Linked DNA regions of Homo sapiens: region 2 is linked to region 1. The links are chromatin loops, found by intact Hi-C in ENCODE. Cell type or tissue: Calu3. All regions are shown on one strand. Each heading gives the region's core, and the rest is flanking DNA. Links, peaks and the distances in the headings are about the cores only.

Region 1 (10,907 bases), core at 1,312-9,311:
CCACATGGCAGTGGCTGTCCCACTTTCTCAGTCCTAGCTGCCACACAGATACTAGACTTCTGTGACACCAGACCCCTGGTAGCCTTCCCTCACTGGGGTTGCTGATTTCAGACCAATAACTAGCAACACTGTCCTTGTACAGAAGAGACAGGAAGAAGAAATAAAGTCCCACAGTCTCATTTGGGATGAGATTTAGCAAAAAGAAGTGGGAGTTCAACAACCCCTAGCCTTCCCTCGCCTACCCCAGCTGTGGAAAACGGAGAGGAAGCTGTATGGGGCCACTCTCAGACCAGCGGCCATGTCAGAAAGACAGCACCTGGGAAGGAAGAGTCTGGAGTGGAGCGGCGATCAGGGCAACACCCTACCATCACTCTAACTGACTGGCTCACAGAGGCCAAAGATGTGCCTCAGCCCCTGGCCTGGCTGGCTGCTGCCTCCAGGCCAAGCTCACTACTGACAGCAGGGAGAGGGGGGCAGGAGAAAACCCACTGGTCTGGCCATCCTCTCACCTTCTGGTTTGCTTTCTGCTTTGGCCTGGGGTTGGGCTCTGGCCCCTTGATTCAAGCTCTCCTCCTCCTTCTCCTTGGCAAGGCGAACTGCAAATGAGACAGGACATACATCTTACCTGGAATTGTAGGATCATCCCTGCCACGCCCTTTCAGTTAGGACAGTCAGCTGAGCAGCCAGAGGGCAGCTGCAGAGTGTGGGAAAAGGCTGCCATGGGGGTTGTGACATCTGGATTCTGATCCTACGAGGCCTAGTTGTGGTGCCTAATTCCCAAAGTTCTGTCTTACATTCTCTGCATTGTCACTGACTGGCTGTGACCTTAGGGTAAGTCATTTCCCTTCTCAAGGCCTATTTCCTCTCTGGTAAAATGACATGGTTGGACTCAGGACCAAGAAATAGGATTTATTTCCTTTACAAGCTCAAGTGATGGCCTGCTTGGGTACTGAATTGAGAAGGACTCTGACCCAAACTTTGTAGAAAAGTACCATGATTGATTGGTAATGTCTGTGATAGACATGGAATGGAGAAATAATTGCAGGGAGATGTTTTTGCCATCCTTGGACTATATTATCTTTGTAGCTTACTTTCTATGAATCTACTAGAGGCTTTGTTATAGCTCCAGGGGGACGGCTGATGGCCATGTTCATAAGCCTTCCCTCTCCAGTGGAAAAGGGGAAATGGTTCACCAACAAGCTCTCGGATACACCCTTTTTGACCCCAGGCACAACAAGAGCCCGAGAAGGGCCTCCTTCAGATCCCTATGCACATGCTTTGCTGGAGGCCCACAGGGCAGCATGCACAGAATTGTGCTGCCCTGATTTCCAGGTGAGAAACACGGGACAGGCAACTCTCTTTAACTGGGACTACGTGCCAGGAAACATGCAAAGCACTTTACGTGTATAATTTCAAGGTGAGAAGGGAAGAAGGAACAAGGCTGAGGTGAAGGAGTCCACAGCTGTGTGGCCTGGGAGGGCGAAGGCAGTGGTGCAAGTGAAGAACAAAGTGGTGTCATGGGATCTACGGGCTCTATTCTGAATTTAGGCTGGCTCTGCCCCATGAGCACCGGGTGACTTTGGGAAGCCTGTGTGCCGGCACTAAGCCTCAGCATCCTCTCTAAAAAGGCAATACCGTCATATCCTCAGGGGACTGATGTGATGAGGATCCATGAGACAAAATAAATAAAAACACTTTTACTGCTGCAAATGCTGGCCTCACTCATATTGTTCCTTTAGCACAATTCTGAAGCCTGATGACCTGGGTTTGAATCCTAGTTCTGCCACTTGCGCTATAGCTGTGGACCTAACTGGGTGATTCCTTAAGCTCTCTGTACTTCAGATTCTTCATCTGTAAAATCTTCCAGAGTTGGTGACAAAGTAAATGAATTTATACATGAATATGGTCAAAACAGTGTCTGGCACCTAGAAAGCACTCTATAACTTTTAGCTGTAACAACAACAACAACAATGATGAAAACAAATTGACAAGAGTAGTTGAGAGCAGCTGTCCTACCTGGGAAGCACCCCACAGTGATGATGCCCGGCATCCCAGAGGGTCCGAGTTAGAAGGAACCCTGGAGATCATCTAGTCCATAATACAGACGGACTGAGAGGAAACGGAGAAGCTGGAAAGTGCAATCTGGGAAGCTGGGTGGATCAAAGGCTCTGCCTGGCTCCAGGACAAGCAGGAAACAGATAAATGGGTCTGGAATTTCCTCCTCTCTACCTGTCTCCTAAACTCTCAGTTAGTTCAGCTGCAGCTGGCTCTGGCAATAAGCTCCATGGGTAGAGCCACTATGACATGTGTGGTCCCTCGAAGTGGCCTGGTGGGCCTGGGTCCTCATCAGAACTGAGAGGTGGGGGGCCAACACACCTTCGTCCAGACAAACCCAGTGCCCCCTTGGCACTAATCAAACCCTGAAGTCTTCTGTTGAGCAATGTGTAGCTGCTGTCACAGGAGGGCTCCCTTGGTTCTGGTCTTGGCACTGAGATTATCTGCTGGCTGTTGCTGGAAGGGCTAGCCATAAACACAAGCTTCCCCCTTTCCTTCTCATCCTCATCACAGCCTAGACTCTCACTTCCCATGTTACTGAGGAAAACAGGTCAGCTGCAGGGTCTCCCCCACCCTGTCTCACACACATCCAAGTGAAATCACCAGAAAAGCCATGGGACCCTGGAGAGGATAAGCCCCTTCACAGGGAAGGTGAGAGTTCAGACCCCAGGAAACATCTTTTCCACGGATCAGCTCTGTGGAAAGAGCTGGAACACCTGTAAAGAGTGGAAACATCTGGACGGCCATCTGGAAACAGCATACAAAAACACAAATGTGCATCTAGAGAGCCTGGGGAACAAAGGCCCTCATCACAGCCCTGCATGGTCCCCACCCCTCCCATATGTCATCTCAGGGTGTAGAATCAGGCTGGGCTCTTGAGCACGACTGAATCCCAGAGGACATCTGCAGTCACGAGAGCCATTCCATGCCCCAAAGACACCCAGAGACAATGTACCAGCATGCTTGTCCTCCCTGGGATGATTGCTGCTGGCTCCTGGGCACTCGTTTCCTCACATGCCTCTCCCCTCTCAGCAGGGCCGGATCATGGCTTTAGCATCAATCTCCTCTGACCTCAGCCTGGCCTGAACATCACATAATCCTGTTAGGACAAGTAGGCCAGCTGGAGGCTGTTGGTCATGGAGATGCCCAGCTGGGGGCCCTCCAGTCCCACCCAAGAGGTCTTTATCATCAGGACTTTGCTAGAGTCAGTGATTCCTCTGGGAGTAGCCACTGATGACCCAGAGATACAGCTTTCCTCATGGGGCCCTGGCCAGAGCACCCCGGCACTCATCACCAGAGGCTGTCAGGGGCTGCAGCTTCCATTCTGCAAACCCCAGAGGTACTATTTTTCTAGAGCTGACATTTGGGGATGGCCTCTCTCACATGTCTGCTGAGGTTTACCTTGAGGAATTGCTTTTTATTTTTTCTTTTCTCTCTCTTTTTTTCCTAACAGCTCCATCAGCAGCTTAGATTAATTTTTTTCTCCCTTTCTCTCTCTCTCTGTTCTTACCTTGAGGAATTCCTAAGGAAGGTTTCATCACTTGTCTTTGATGCAGCTTTTCACAGTATGGTTTATTTATTTATTTGTTTGTTTGTTTGTTTGTTTATTTAGAGATGGTCTCGCTCTGTCACCAGGCTGGAGTGCAGTGGCACGATCTTGGCTTACTGCAATCTCTGCCTCCCAGGTTCAAGCGATTCTCCTGCCTCAGCCTCCCAAGTAGCTGGGACTACAGGTGTGTGCCAATTTTTGTGTTTTTAGTAGAGACAGGGTTTCACCATGTTGCCCAGGATGCTCTCGATTTCTTGACCTCGTGATCCGCCCACCTTGGCCTCCCAAAGTACTGGGATTACAGGCGTGAGCCACTGTGTCCAGCCTTTTTAAAAATTATTTATTTATTTATTTATTTGAGGTGGAGTCTCACTCTGCAGCCTAGGCTGGAGTGCAGCGGTGCAATCTCGGCTCACTACAACCTCCACCTCCCGGGTTCAAGTGACTCTCCCGTCTCAGCCTCCCAAGTAGCTGGGATTACAGGCGCCTGCCACCACGCCTGGCTAATTTTTTTTGTATTTTAGTAGAGATGGGGTTTCACCGTGTTGCCCAGGCTGGTCTTGGACTCCTGAGCTCAGGCAATCCACCTGCCTCGGCCTCCCAAGATGCTAGGATTACAGGCGTGAGCCACCATGCCTGGCTGGTATTTTTTTTTAAAACAACTGACAACCCAATATTGTCTCTGAAAAGGACTTCAGAGCCTAAAGAAAATTCTGAGCCCCGAAAATTTGTCCTTGAGCCAGAAAGGTCAGTCAGAGTGCTCCCTGGGACTCAATGGATCATTCTGTGGTGTCATATTCAGCTCAGCCCTCAGCCCTCCTGCCCAACTGCAGTCCAAGCCCTTGGCTTTTGCACAAAGGCTAGCATTTCCTTGATGGGCCTCCTGGCTGGGTTCCGGTTCTGCACCAGAGCCCCAGAGATGGGGAGGCTCCAGGAGAGCAGGAGAGTAGCTGAGAAGTGCCCTTTAGGGGTCTGAGATGCATGTTGGGGGCAGCTCTCTGGGGAAGAGAAGCAGAAGGCAGGATGTGGTAAGGTGGACAGTGAGAATCTCAGCCGCTGCCACCATTTGTCAAATTGGACAACAGCCCCCACTATACTTTGGACCCTGCTCTTACCCTCGTCACCCTTAAAAGGGTCCTGGCAGTTTCCAGGGTGTCCTTTGGGATTCCAGACTTGGGGAGGAGTTGGCAGGTTTCCTAGGACTCCAGAGTTGAATATAAAGCAAAAGGAAGTGCCACTAAGAACTTCTGGGCTTTGGGACCCTACAAGAGGCGTCCCCAGAAGCAGCCCAGGCCAGTCAGCCTGGGCTGAGCTGCTTGGCTAGACACTCTCCATGGAACACTGGGGCTGACTCCTGGGCAGTGGGCTTTGCAGGGCAGCCCCATCCCAAATCTGTGCAGAGCACATGGTACTCACAGCCTAACTGCAGGTTAATGCCTTCATTTTACAGGGAGGGACAGAGGCAGGGAAGTGGGATGTGGATACCCAAGGACCTTAGCCTCCATGTTCTTTGTTGCCCTCTCTTGGTGAGTCCCCTGTCTTGGTCTCTACCCTCTTTCCCAGACTGTCTGACTTTTACTACTTTCCTCTGCTTATTATCTCTTCCCACTCCCTCCTCACTGCCTCTAGGATTTTCAGGTCCCAGTTCTTCTCCAGCTGCAGGAGGGAAGGAGTGGATGGGGCAAACCACAAAGGTCTGGAGAGGCCTTGCTTACCTTCCCTCAGGGGGTCCAGGCTGTGGAGCATGAGCTGGTAGATGGTGCTGCGGATGGTGCTGTTGTGCAGAGAGGTCGAGCTGCTCCCTCGGGTCAGCAAGGACGGGAGCTGAGCAAGAGGAGAGCCGCACAGTGGGCCCCTGTCCAAGCCAGGGGAGGAACCACACGAGGGCATCACTAACCTTGCCTCTTTCCCATAAAGATCAGGGAGAAAGCACAGATGCCTTATCCTGACCTCCCCTCTTCCTCCACCTCCAACCAGAAGAGTTACACTACTTTCTTTCTCAGCCTCCCCTCAGCTCTTCCAGGACTATTTTGTTTTAGGTACTGAATAATTTCCCAACGTCTCCACAGGGAGCAACCTGGTGTATTAGGAATATCACGTTATGAAGGGTTTGCACATCCCTGCAAGTACACCCTCAGAAACACTCCCTCACCCACACACCACACAGACAGACCCACTGCACATGGCTACAGCCCTTTACAGTCCACAAAGAGCATTATCACGTTTTATCATTGCCCCACTCCCAGAGACAAGCAAAGCTATGATCCCCATCTATGGAAAGGGAAAGGAAAACTCAAAGAAGCTAGGTGCCTAAGCCAAGGTCATGCAGGAAGTAAATGAAAGAGTCAGACTGGTACCCAGGTCTTCTGTGGTCTTCTGATTCCCAGTTTTCAGTTTTGTTTTGGTTTTTTTTCTGCCCATGTGCTCAGAGACCCTCACAGGTACACACATACACACACATCTATACTGTACAGACACAGATGTGACACTTATTCATAGTGACACATATAGAAATATCATCTGATTTACAATGGAACATCCAAAGACAACGCTTCCACACTTGCGGAGTCCTCCCTCCCTTCTCTTCTTCCTCCCTCCTTTCTTCCCCCTCATCCCTCTGATCTGAACTCTTCTGCCATCTAGTGGTTGTGGTGACACTACTTCACCACAAGTCAGAGATTTTCTTTGGATGGGGGAGGTTCTTTAGGTTCAAGTTCGGAACTCCTTTCAAAGTTCCCCATAATTCTTTCCAGATACTTCATAGACTATAAACAGCTAAGACACAGTTTTTCAGAAACCTCAGACTCCTGTCCTCTCCAGTTCCCCTGCTATCTTTCTCTTAGTTCTGGGGCATTCCAAAGCCATAGGTAATCTGGCTTTTATATCAATCATACAATGTTGGGCTGTACATTAGGACTTGAATTCATCTAGTTCAAACAGTCATTTTACAGATGCAGAATCTGAAGCTCAAGGTCACACAGCAAGCTAATGGCAGAGAGGACTGTAACATTCCAGACTTAGCTCCCAAACTAGCACCTCCTCAAAGGCCATCTAGAGGTGAGAGTTCTCAGAAAAAGAGCCCTCTCCTCCCTTGCCTCACCCTGGCAGCGCTCCCAGGAGTTTCCTAGGCCTGAGCACAGCCAGGGTCCCCAGCACAGGGCCACAATACCCTGGGCCTGTGATCATCCACTGAGACCCTGCAGTGTCCCCACTGGGCAGACTCCATACGGCACCCACCTTCAGCTTCTTGTTATCCTGTAGCTCATCCACCGCAATGGCCCCATCGCCCGGCTGCAAACAGGGAGAGGAGTCACGAGATGTTGTGGCGAGACCCTCACTTTCTCCCTACATCCCTTTCTCCACGGAAGTCCTCAGGTTGAAATACAGAAACACACTCCGAGATAACCTGGTCTCAGAAAATGTTTCAACATGTTCCATCCCTCCAGTCTGACCTTCTATAATCTGGCTTCAGCCTGCAATGCAGTACCCCCAGTCGAATCTGTCCACTCACCATAGTCCAGTGGCACCAACTGTCTTTGGGTTTCTGAAATGTGCCATCCTCTTCACCCACCTCAAAACCCTCATCACAGGGCCCCTCGCCCCCTGTCCGTAATGCTCTTTCCCTCCTCAGGCTTCTGGTCTCCACTTAAGTGTCACCTTCCTCTGGGAAGCCATGTATAATTCTTTTATAGACCCCTGTTCTTTTCCTTCACTGCACTTTCCCCAATTTATTTGTGGAAATAAGTTGACTGCCCCACTAGCATCTTGAAGGTAGACTGTTTTATTCACCACTGTGTGGCCAGCATGAGAACACTGCCCAGCACTTAGCAAGAGCTCAATATTTATTAAATGAATGAATAAATGAAAATCAACTGTCCTCTAAATACACTTAATCTATTCTAAGTCTTGTTCCCTTGTTCATGCCTTTTTCTCCTGCCTAAAATGCCATCTCCATTCCTTTCTGCCTACTCAAATCTTATCCATTTTTTATAAAATTCAGGGTGAATTCTTGTATGAAGCTTTCCCAAATGCCCCTTCCATGCCCCCTCCCACCCTCCCTTCAGCTCATTACAATACCTCTCTCCTGGAAAGCTGTATAACAGTGAACACATTCTGTGATACTAAAATCAGCTGTGTGCTCAGGTAAGTGCTAGTGTTTTGGGAAAGCTATGGGGCAGCCAGCTGGGAAGTGGGACAGCCCTAGACAATCCAAGATGAAGAAGCATTAAGCCTGTGTATTTACTGTCTGAACCACTAGCTTGCCACTTTACACTCACAGTCTTGTAATATCATTTGAACTTTTTTTTTAAAAAAAGCACTGTTTAACTTTTCACTGCATGAATTGTCTACCAGCTACATGTAGACTCTACCTTTTTTTTTCTTTTTTTGCCACGCAATGAACTTACAGTTATCTGTTTCCCTTCCTTGTGGCAGTGTCTTACTGAGAACAGGAGGTGCTCAGTAAAGGTGAGCTGAATGAGTAGACACTCCCAAGTGAGTGACCTTCAGTGCTTTTGGGATTACTATTATTATTATTATTATTATTATTATTATTATTTTGAGACAGAGCGCTGGAGTGCAGTGGTGCAATATCGCCTCACTGCAACCTCCCCCTCCTGGGTTCAAGCGATTCTCCTGCCTCAGCCTCCCAAGTAGCTGGGATTACAGGTGTTTGCCACCATATCCGGCTAAATTTTGTATTTTTAGTAGAGATGGGGTTTCACCATGTTGGCCAGGCTGGTCTCGAACTCCTGACCTCAGTTGATCCACCCACCTCAGCCTCCCAAACTGCTGGGATTACAGGCATGAGCCACTGCGCTCAGCCTTATTATTTTTTTAGACAGAGTTTTGCTCTGTTGCCCAGGCTGGAGTGGAGTAGCACAATCATGGCTCATTGTGGCCTCGACCTCCTGGGCTCAAGCCATCTTCCCACCTCAGCCTCCCAAGTAGCTGGGACTACAGGTGCGTACTACGACACCCGGCTAGTTTTTGTATTTTTTGTAGAGATGGGATTTCACCATGTTGCCCAAGCTGGTCTCAAACTGTGCCCAAGTGACTCACCCACCTCTGCCTTCCAAAATGCTGGTATTACAGGTGTGAGTGACTGGCTACGTTTTTTTGTTTTTTGTAGATACTGGGTCTGTTTATGTTGTCCAACCTGGTCTCGAACTACTGGGGTCAAGCAGTCCTCCTGCTTCACCTCCACAAAGTGATGGGATCACAGGTGTGAGCCAGCACATCCAGCCTTTAGTGTTATCTTTAAGCAGCAGGATCACAAATAGCTGCCCTCAGCAATCGTCTTTACCTTCTCATTGCTTCCCTCACCCCACCAACCTCCATGGCTAAACCAGAATTGAACTTGCTACACTCCCTTCTTTGTTCAGCTCAGAAAATATAGAAAATAGTGCTTGATCTAGGGCCACTCAGCCATCCCTCCAACTTATTCATTCATGCAGTTCTTATTTACTGAGAACCTGCTATACTATTTACATGGTGCTATTCTGGTGGCTTTAGGGATACAAAGATGCTTAGGACATGGATTCTGTGTCCAGAAAGAAATTGAGGCCAATGATAATACAGATGCATGACAAAGAAGAATGTGGTTCCTGAAATAAAAGGCACAGATAGGTGCTATGCTGTGATGGGCAAGGAAGCTTTCTGAAATAGGTAGAATTTGAGTAAGCTTTGAAGGATTGGGAGAGGTTTGAATGCTTGGATACACATTGCTAAATGAATGAATGAACATAAAAATGAATGAAACAGAGTATAAATAACCAATCTGCATATGAAGGGGGCACTGTGCATTTTAAGAAATCCCCCCAACTCTTTTGTGACACACCTATAAGTTTACTGGGATTTAAGAGGCTACAGCACTGAACCCATTGGCCCAGCCATCTCACTATTTCTCACATCCAACCCTCACCCAAAGAGTTCTTTCTTTTTTTTTCTTTTTTTTTTTTTTTTTTTTTTTTGGAGACGGAGTCTCACTCTGTTGCCAGGCTGGAGTGCCTCCCGGGTTCAAGCGATTCTCCTGCCTCAGCCTCCCGAGTAGCTGGGACTACAGGTGTGCACCACCAGGCCCAGCTAATTTTTGTGTTTTTAGTAGAGACTGGGTTTCACCATATTGGCCGGGATGATCTTGATCTCCTGACCTTGTGATCCACCCGCCTCGGCCTCCCAGAGTGCTTGGCCAGGCGTGAGCCACTGCGCCTGGCCAAGAGTTCTCTTTAGAGGCAAAGAACTGTGAGGGTCCCGTCTACACTCTAGGGTGGATGGTTCTGTACACCGAGGGGTAGGAGAGACTGATCTTTGCCCCATGGTGCACACCCCTAATGGTTTCTCTGCCATTCAGATTTATTCAAGCCAAAATACCTTTCTAAGGATTCATTGTTCATGGCTAATTTCAGCATGCACTTCTAACTTTCTGAAGCCTTTCATATCCATTTTCTTATTTGATACGACCAACTCTGTGAAATAGACAACACTCATATTATTGTAGCTATTTTGCTAGATTAGAAAACTGAGATGCAGAATGATTCCATCACTTACCCACACTCACAAAGATGGTGACAGAACCCTGTCTTCTTCTCTTTTTTTCTTTTTTTTCTTTTTGTTTAGCACCCTGATCTTATCTTCATTCAGTTTTTCTTTTTCTTTTTCTTTTTTTTTTTTTTTTTTGGTGCTTTTGATTTGGTTTTACTAAATCCCATTTATTTTCCCAAGCATAAATAAGGAAATGAGGTCAAATCTATATTCCCTAGTGGCTCTATTTCATATTTCGACATTTCAGGCAAATGGACATGAATGTTTGTCAACATTTGGGTGTGGCTGATGAGTCCATTTATGAGTAACAGCACTGGAAAGTAGGTGCTTTCTGAACATGCCCTTTTCACAAACACATTCACCTCTCACATCACAACATTCTCCCTGCTCTTTCTTCAGCCCAGTTACCCCCACCTTCTTCTCCTTACAACAGTTAGCAAGAGGCTGAGGTAACAGAAGAGGATGTCTTCATGCCTCTTGCTGAGGATGAGCAATGGGATCCTTTGCAGCTGTTTATAGGAACTTCAGGTGGCAAACCATGGTAGCCCCTAGTGGGCTTGTCCTCCTGACCTCCATTTGCTATTTCCCACTGATACAGCAATTCCTCTTCTCAACCATCCATAACACATTTCCTGAACCACACGTTAGTCTTAAATTTTTTTTTTAACGTTCATTCAACAAATATTTATTGAATCCCTTGTCCGAGCCCTGCCTTCACTCAGCTTCTCTCAGGTAGAGCACACTTCACTTTAGCCCTTCA
Region 2 (8,325 bases), core at 1-8,000, 320 kb before region 1:
CCCCTATTCCTCCAGGTTTAACCCTTGACTTATCCGGATCTAGTTGCTGTGACAATAAGTCTGCATCCTCTGGGAAAGAGCCCAGGGTGGGGGTAAGGGGTGTTGAGGCACATTCAGGAAACCAGGTGGTCAGCAGTGGGGGGTCACACTCGCCCACGGAGGAGCCACACCCATGGCTGTGGGTTAAATGAAGTTGAATAATTATCCTTATGTTGGGATCTCCAAGTACTAGCCCAGACACACACAGGACACAAAGGTGGTCCCAGGCTTCCTCCTTAGGGGCTCACAGGCTGATGGGAGAGACTCAGACCCTACCTTGAGGGGACCTTCTTCCAAGGAAGGGAAAATAGCCTTGTCACAGGGCATTCTATAGTCCAATGCAGGAAGACGCTTCCTCTACTCGAGGGAAAATCCGCAGTCAGGGAGGAGATATGTCTCCCAGTAGGACAAGAGAGACTGTACATCTGGCCCAAAGGCTCAAAAACCAGAGATACTGTATAGAAACAAAATCACCCCATTTCATCAAACCTAAGGTGCCACTGATCGTAAGATGCATCACTGTTTCATATGCTGCAAAGAATGAAAAACACTGGCAATTAAACTATGACATGTCACCAATTACAAGACTTATCTAATTTCAGAGATATAAAAATATCTTTTAAAAACAAGGTGGCTCATGCCTGTAATCCCAGCACTTTGGGAGACCGAGGCAGGCGGATCATGAGGTCAAGAGATTGAGACCATCCTGGACAACATGGTGAAACCCCGTCTCTAGTAAAAATACAAAAATTAGTTGGGCGTGGCAGTGCACCCCTGTAGTCCCAGCTACTCGGGAGGCTGAGGCAGGAGAATAGCTTGAACCTGGGAGGCGGAGGTTGCAGCAAGATCATGCCATTCCAGCCTGGGCAACAGAGTGAGACTCCATCTCAAACAAACAAAAAAAGCAAGGTGTTTTTAAACCTACCTAAACAGTTTTTTGTTTAATGGGTGCAGAGTTTCAGTTTGGGAAGACGGAAACATTCTGGAGATGGGTGGTGGTGATGTGGCACAACAGTGCGAATGTGCTTAATGCCACTGAACTGTACGTGGTTAAAACAGTCAATTCTATGGGGTGTACTGTCTTAGTCTGCTCATGCTGCTATAACAAAATACCCAAGACTGAGTAATTTATAAACAATGGACATTGATTCTCACAGTTCTGGAGGCTGAGAAGTTCAAGATCAAGGGGCCGACAGGTTTGGTGTCTGATGAGGGCCCCAATCTCTGCTTCCAAAATGGTGCCTTGAAGCCTGCATCCTCAGAGGGCGAAAAGAATAGAAGAGCCAAAAAAAAAAAAAAGAAAAAAAAAAAAGAAAGAAAGAAAGAAAGAAAGAAAGAAAGGGACCTCACTGGCTCCCTCCAGCCCCTTTTATGAAAGCACTAATCCATTCATACCCTAATCACCTCCCAAAGGCCACACCTCCTAATACCATTGCATTGGGTGTTAAGTTTCAATGAGAATTTTGAGAGAAACATTTAAACCATAACCTGTATATTTCACCACAACTTTAATTTTTAAAAATTATTAGGCTTGGAATCAATAAAATATGGTGGTACAAACTCATTGCTGGGGGGACTGAGCCGACCTGGCATGAAAGGCAGAAATGACTGGGGCGAACTAAACCATGGACTACTTCCTGGAGGAGGAGAGAGAAAAGGGGAGGAGGCTGTGAGCAGCGTGGAGCACACCAGGCCTGGGCCAGATGGCCAGGAGGACCACATCCTGGAGGATCTTGAAGCACAGGTGAGGGATCCTGGCCCACAGCCTCAGCCCCACTCTGCTCTCCCACAGGTGCCAAGAGGAGTGCCCCTTCGGGTCCTTCGGCTTCCAGTGCTCACAGCACTGTGACTGCCACAATGGGGGGCAGTGTTCACCCACCACGGGTGCCTGCGAGTGTGAGCCTGGCTACAAGGGCCCACGCTGCCAGGAGCGACTGTGCCCGGAGGGCCTGCATGGCCCAGGCTGCACCCTGCCCTGCCCCTGTGACGCTGACAACACCATCAGGTATGAGCTGGGAATGGGCGAGCCCGGGACAAGGGCGGGGGGTGCTCAGGTAGAGAGGAGGCTTGCTAGGATGTGGCCCCCCACCTCTAGCATGGACATCCAGGCAGGTGGGGGAAAGGGCTAGGACCTCAGCACTGAGCCCTGAGAACCACTTTGATGAAAAGAAGGGGAAGCCAAGGCCACATAGCCACAGTCAGGACTAGAGCCAGATCACTCACCTCTGTCCACCCCACCTGGCTACCTGCATTTCCAAATGTGCCTGTCTGAGACTCCACACATGGGAGCAAGGAGAGAACAAGGAGGTGGGGTGGAGCACAGCTGCATGACCCTGGGGGCTAGGATGGCAGGGCTCGGGTGCCACAAGCTCTGAGCACATTGTCCTGGAGAATATTTCCCTCCACTTGCGTGGCATCCAACCAGAGACACGGGCACCAGGGCAGAAGTAGAGGCTTGAGCTGCAGAAGGTCAGGACTCGAAGGGACCTTAAAAATCACGAGGGCCATCCAGGGCCTAAGGAGGGTTGTCCCAGCAGACCCTGGCAAGGCTAGAGGAGCAGGAACAACAGGGGCAGCCCTTTATCAGGGCCTGAACTTGGGGCCAGCCCCTCCCCCAGCACTCTGTGTCGTTTGTGGCTTGGGGACATCCGGGCAGAAGTTGTCCCTCCACCCCCCACTTCCAAAGGAGCCTGAACCTGTGAAGGCAGAGCTGTTCTGGGCTACTGCTCCCAGCTCCCCTCCCTGCCCGCTTCACGCACCAGCTGGCACTGCCCCAGGTAACAATTGAGACTGTCAGCCCTGGATGAACGCCCCCACAGCCCTTTATCGTGGCTGCCTCTTATCTGGGTGATGAAGGTCAGGGGAGCATCCCTTCTCCCTCAGGCCTACGGACAGCCCAGGGAAGACCGGCCACCCTGGGCATGGGTGCTGCTGCTGTTGGCAGGGCAGACAGAGAATCCCTCTGCTTTGCAGCCCTGTCGCTGGGACGGCCAGGACTTAGCCTGGGCCCCTCTTCATTTCCAGGCTTTGATCTTTCACAAATCACTCTGGAGCCTCGTTCACTGCAAGCAGAGGCATGTCGGCAAGTGTTAACGAGTTAAACTAAAAGGTCCTCCCTCCCTGGAGTGGAGCAGCTGGGGTGGTGTGAGGCAGAGGTGGAAGGCCCGGGAAAGAGACTGTCCAGAGAGGGTGCTAGAGCCAGTGGAGCTGGCCTGTCCATGACCTGAGCATTCATTCACTCGGTCATTCATTCAACAAACACTGAGCGCCCACAGGGCTGGGCTATGAGGAGGAAACCCCGAGCACCTTCTACCGTATTTCTTCAAATACAAGACAATACCAGTAGTGAGGCATAGCTTTATTTGGGTTACTACTAGGAAAATTCTATCAACTGAACCATGACATACCATTGATTGTATAGCCAATATCAGAGATATGAATTACCCAATATCAGAGATGTGAAAATGTAGAGGAGAAGTACATCTTAGAACTGATGAAATATATGTGGCTGGCCCTGCTGGGTCCCAACATGTGCCCAAGTAACTGTGACCCAGGACTATGTGATGCTGGTCAGGGAAGGCTTCCTAGAAGAGGTGGCATCTGGGCTGGGTTTGGAGAGCAGAGTGAGAGCTCCAAGGCGCTAATTACAGAAATCTCATATGGCTGGTCAGGGGACTGGGCAGCTGGCTCAGACTGTTGCATGTGTCTAAATATTAAGATTCCAGAATCTGTCGCTCCTGCTGGGAAGCTGAGGGAGGACCCTCTCCAAGACAGGAAGCAAGGCTGATGCCGGGGTCCAATGCAGGGAGCTCCTGCCACAGAAATCTAACCAAGCCCCAAATTAAAGGGTTACTGTTTTCCTCCTGTGCCTGGGCAACCATGCCCTGTATAATTCATCCTTCCTCTGAAGGAGTCCTCGATGCATTATTAATCTGAAAGGACTCCCCCTCTTCTCTCCCGCTAATCTCAGCCCATCCAATATTGATGATTATTTGCTTTACTGTCTTTAAAACGTATCATGTTTCAGGGACTGGGAGGGAGTAGCAGTTCTTCAGAGTGGGGGCTCTGAGCGTGCCCACCAGTCTACTCCCCAGCCTGGTCTCCTCTGAGTCTGCATCACCACCTCCTTGAGGGCACCAGCAGCCTGGCTTGTCCATCCCTGTGGCCTCTAGCCTCAGCATTGCACGGTGCCTGCACAGAGTAGGCCTTCAGTAAGAGGAGTCCCTGAACTCATCTTAAACAGCCCATCCCTCTAGGAGGTTCTACCCATTAGCTGACGTCAACCCTATTTTTTAAAAAAACATATTTCTCCCTTTCTCTTGGTACACTGGCCCAGTGACTGAGCCCCTGGCACAAAGTTTTTGTTCAGTTGAAGTTAGGGTTTCTCAACCTTGCCACCATGAACATTTTGGGCTGGGTAATTCTTTGTTGTAGAGGGCTGTCCTGTGCTTTGTAGAATGTTGAGCAGCATCCCTGGCCTCTACCCACTAGATGCCAGTAGCACCCTTCTTCCACTGCCCAAGTTCTGACAATCAGAAATGTTTCCAGACATTGCCGGATGTCCCAGGGTGGGGTGGGGCAGGAAAAATTCCCAGAGGTTGAGAGCCTCTGGGCTAAATGAACTCTCTCGTGCTGCGCTTGATTGTTCTTATGGACACCAGAAAACAGCTCTCTTCCTCTATGTGGATGGAGGGCAGCCCCTCTCTTCCCATGAGCCTTTTTTGGCCCATTATAGAGTCTTCTCTTGAGATTCAAGAAAAGCAAAGGAATGACTCTGTGACTTCTAATCTTAAGACAGTTAAAGTTCAGGTACTGAGTGGGGATTGGGACTTCTGAGTCCTGCCCTCAAACCTATCTCTGTCTAAGCAAGTATCCGTAATAAGGGCACTTGATATATGCACATAAGATATACGTCCTTCTTCTCCTCTCTATGCATACGTTTCCCAATCTGTCCATCACCTTTCATCAACCCAGTGGGGGAAATGTTTTCCTGTGGTCTTTGAACGTGAAGCTTCCACCCAACTCCCTGAGATAAGGAACGTGGGATCCCTAGAAGCCTAGCCTCAAAGCTCCCTGCCTTCTGCAGAACTTACAACAAAGCCCCCACCACAACAGTGTGCAAGGTCTTGAGCATCTTTCCTAGGCAGAAAAAGTAATCCCAGCCCCCAGCCAAAGAAAGCCCTAGCCACCCAGCTCCAGCCTCTCTCTGGTCTGTGCCCTTCCGGCAAGGCTGCTGCACAGAGATTGAATCCATGCCCTGGGAAGGAAGAAGTGGCTGGTGAGATTCTCCAACTCTTCATTCCCTTTATCAATTATTTGCAGCACACACAAAGAAACCATCCTCCTTTATACAGGAATAACCTTGAGAGAGAAAGCACCTGTGTGTCAGGGATCTTAAATGTCCCCTCCACAATTGGGTTGTCATAGACTAATTCCAGCAGCCATGATCGTGTATTACCTTTGAAAGATTTGATTTAGCCAACAGATGCAGCATTGATAGAAATCTCATAGCAGCTGAAAGAAAGGCAGAAAAATCCACTCTGGAAGGATTCCTGTATTGTTCAGCTTTTGGTTCCTATTAACTTGTGATTAATCTATGTCTGGGGGAAATGGGAGAAAAGAAAAAACCAGAGAGAACGGAACCAGGCTAAACACAAGTGACTGTAACTTCTGCCTGAGCCAAAAACAGCAGTCCCTGGCCTGCCATGTGACTCAAGAGAATGGGGACCACCACCAGGAAGAAGGGATGCCTGGGAGAGGGGCTGTGCAAGTCACTCTGCTGAGGGACAAAGGTTCCAAGCATGGCAATCACAGCTCTCCATCATGATCAGTCAGCTGTCACTCTCCATCCTCTTTTCAAAGGGACTTTTGGAGTTTCTATAAGATAAGTAGAGTAATCAAATTAAGAAAGTAGATATCCCATTTCTAGAAGAATTGTAGGGATATGAAAAAAAAAAAGGAATGATTTTAGATTTGGTTTTGAGCCTTCTGGTTCTCAGAGTAAAGAGTAAAATTAGTGCCTAACATATCCCTGAGCAGCCAAAGTGATGGCAGCAGAGATCAAAAGCAGGAAATGCAAAGAGTACTTAGGTCAGCATTTGCTAGCTCGTTGTGTGTGGAGTGTGCTTTTCACCAGGTGGTGCCCTCACCAAAATAAGAGCGTGTAATGGATGAGCTCCAGCGTGACCATTTGCTAGGCAGAGACAGCAGAAGCATCTATTGATGGAAGAGACAGAAAGGTGCCTGAGACCTTTTAGAATCTCCAGTGCTCAGCAGAGCTGATGGCTGCAGCCAAGACCTGCCAGGTCATTCCTAGGTTCAAGCATGTCAGTCTCCACAACCGTGACTGAGCCAGTCTCTCTACGCTAACCCTAAACCTCAAAGGAAGCTCTTGGAAAGATGCAACCTAAAGAGAAGAGTGCTCCAAAACCATCTAGCAGAGCGTCAGGGCCACCAAGGGGCACGCCTTCCCCACGATACCCACGCAGGTCGCTGTCTCCCCTTCCAGTGCCTTGGGGCTCAGAGAGGAATTTTTCTCAAACTGTAAAGGTCAGAAAGTCTTTGAACACTCATCCTTTACACCCATTCTTCTTCGTTAGATATTTACAATTTTTATTGCTTTACATCTGTTTATAAATAAAATAGATGCTCAGTTTTGGTAAGTTAGGGAATACATTTAAAGAAAAAACTTAGCATCACTCAGTTTCTCAATCCAGAGATAGCACAAAAGCCATTTTGGGGTAAATCTGTCGATGTCTATATCGTTTTCATATTTTAGATTTGATATATTTTCATATTTGAAAGATTTGATTTAGCCAACAGATGCAGCATTGATTGATAGAAATGGCTTTGTATACAAAGTGCTTATTTCACTTGACCTTATATCATTAAACATTTTGAGAAACAACTGAATACATCTCTTAGCATTCCTTCATATGGATGTCATAATTCATTTAACCAATGCCCTGTGGTGAGAGGTGGCATGAGGCAGTGGACAAAATGTGGCCAGACAGACCTGGGTTTGAATCACAGCTTTGCCACTCACTGTCTTAGCTATGTGACCTTGGGCAAGTCACATAACCTCTAAATGCCATCTGTGAAATACAGGCTCAAATACCTAATTCACAGGCTTATTTGACGATTAGAAATATATATATAACGTGCCTGGTGCCTCAATAGCCTAGTCACATATTATTTATTATCATTTAAATTGCTTCCATTTTCCACTGTTATAAATAATGCTTCAGGGAACATCTCTGTGCATAAATCTTTCTCCACAGCTATGATTATTTCCTTAGGATAGAGTCTTAGAAATGGAATTATGAGACCAGAGTCTGAATAAAAGTATTAAAGTATTAAAGACTTAAAAGTAAGTCTCCTGATATGTAGCCTCAGATTGTTTTGAAACCTTTACCAGCATTTTAAAGCATCTTCACTGTTTTGATGGAGGAAAAGTGGTGTCCAATTGTTGTTTAGACTTGATTAATGAGACTAAACACTTTTCTGAAATGATTACTAGCTACTTGCAAGTATTATTCAGGAATTGCCTGTTCCTGTCCACCCCCTCATTTTCTGTGAGAAAACCAGGGTCCCTAGAAGAGAAACAGCTTGGCTAGGCTTCACACAATTAGTTTGCTCATTAATTAATTTTCTAAATATATATTAAGCACCTCCAGTGTGCCAGGGACTCTGTTGGGCCCTGAGAAGGGAACAAGACAAACGGCTCTCCCCCACGGAGCTGCAACCTAGTGGAGAAGACAGATGATAAATCAGTAGAAAAGAATAAAGAATCAATGGAAGATAATTATATTTAGAGGAAGCTGTATTCATTTCCCAAATATTCACCAGGGCAGTGAATATGAGCCAGGTGTTGGGGATCCACCAATGGTCCAGCGGGGCAAGGTGCCAAGGCCCCATGGAAGTTAGCAGAACCAAGACTTGCCCCAGGTTCTCCCTGCCAGCCCAGGGCATGCTTCTCTTGACCTTATCCCCAGAGCTGGGCTCCAGAGCAGGCAGGCCAGTGCCACAAGGAATCTAAAAGGCTTGTCTCTACCACCCAGCACTTCTTTGGTGTGTTAGTTTGAGCTGCTCCAGAAGCAGATACCAAGAGCAAGAGGTTTACTAGGGGAAGCATCTGTGAGGGAAAGTGGGGAGGAAGCTGAGGAGGCTGGGACAGCTGACAGATCACATGTAAGGAAGGAAGGAAAGTTGGGAGAAAGAGTCTTAACCCACAGCACGGTTCTAAGAAAGTTTGCCAGGATGGGGTATCTTAAAGCCAAGGTAACC

Evidence for each region. A loop is a pair of places that touch in the nucleus more often than their neighbours do. Peaks named below come from ENCODE experiments on the same cell type or tissue, not always from the same donor. Only the 100,000 strongest peaks of a DNase experiment are listed, where the experiment ranks them.
Region 2: it touches region 1 in a loop (28-fold over the local background); 4 of 110 quality-filtered maps call a loop at or near these places.

What each region holds. Positions count from the first base shown.
Region 1 is chr15:65,634,116-65,645,022 of GRCh38, reverse strand. SLC24A1 (solute carrier family 24 member 1) reads right to left here. Exons shown (of 10, transcript NM_004727.3): 3 at 6,842-6,895; 4 at 5,320-5,428; 5 at 510-596. Among named protein-coding and RNA genes, the nearest start is that of SLC24A1, 18 kb to the right of the region's middle. In Calu3, for the core only: a CTCF peak has its summit at 6,234 (motif pointing left); a DNase peak (open chromatin) is centred at 6,232.
Region 2 is chr15:65,958,627-65,966,951 of GRCh38, reverse strand. MEGF11 (multiple EGF like domains 11) reads left to right here. Exons shown (of 26, transcript NM_001385028.1): 9 at 1,832-2,044. Among named protein-coding and RNA genes, the nearest start is that of MIR4311, 77 kb to the left of the region's middle. RefSeq lists an enhancer at 1,424-2,400. In Calu3, for the core only: no CTCF peak of the experiment used is centred there; a DNase peak (open chromatin) is centred at 4,571.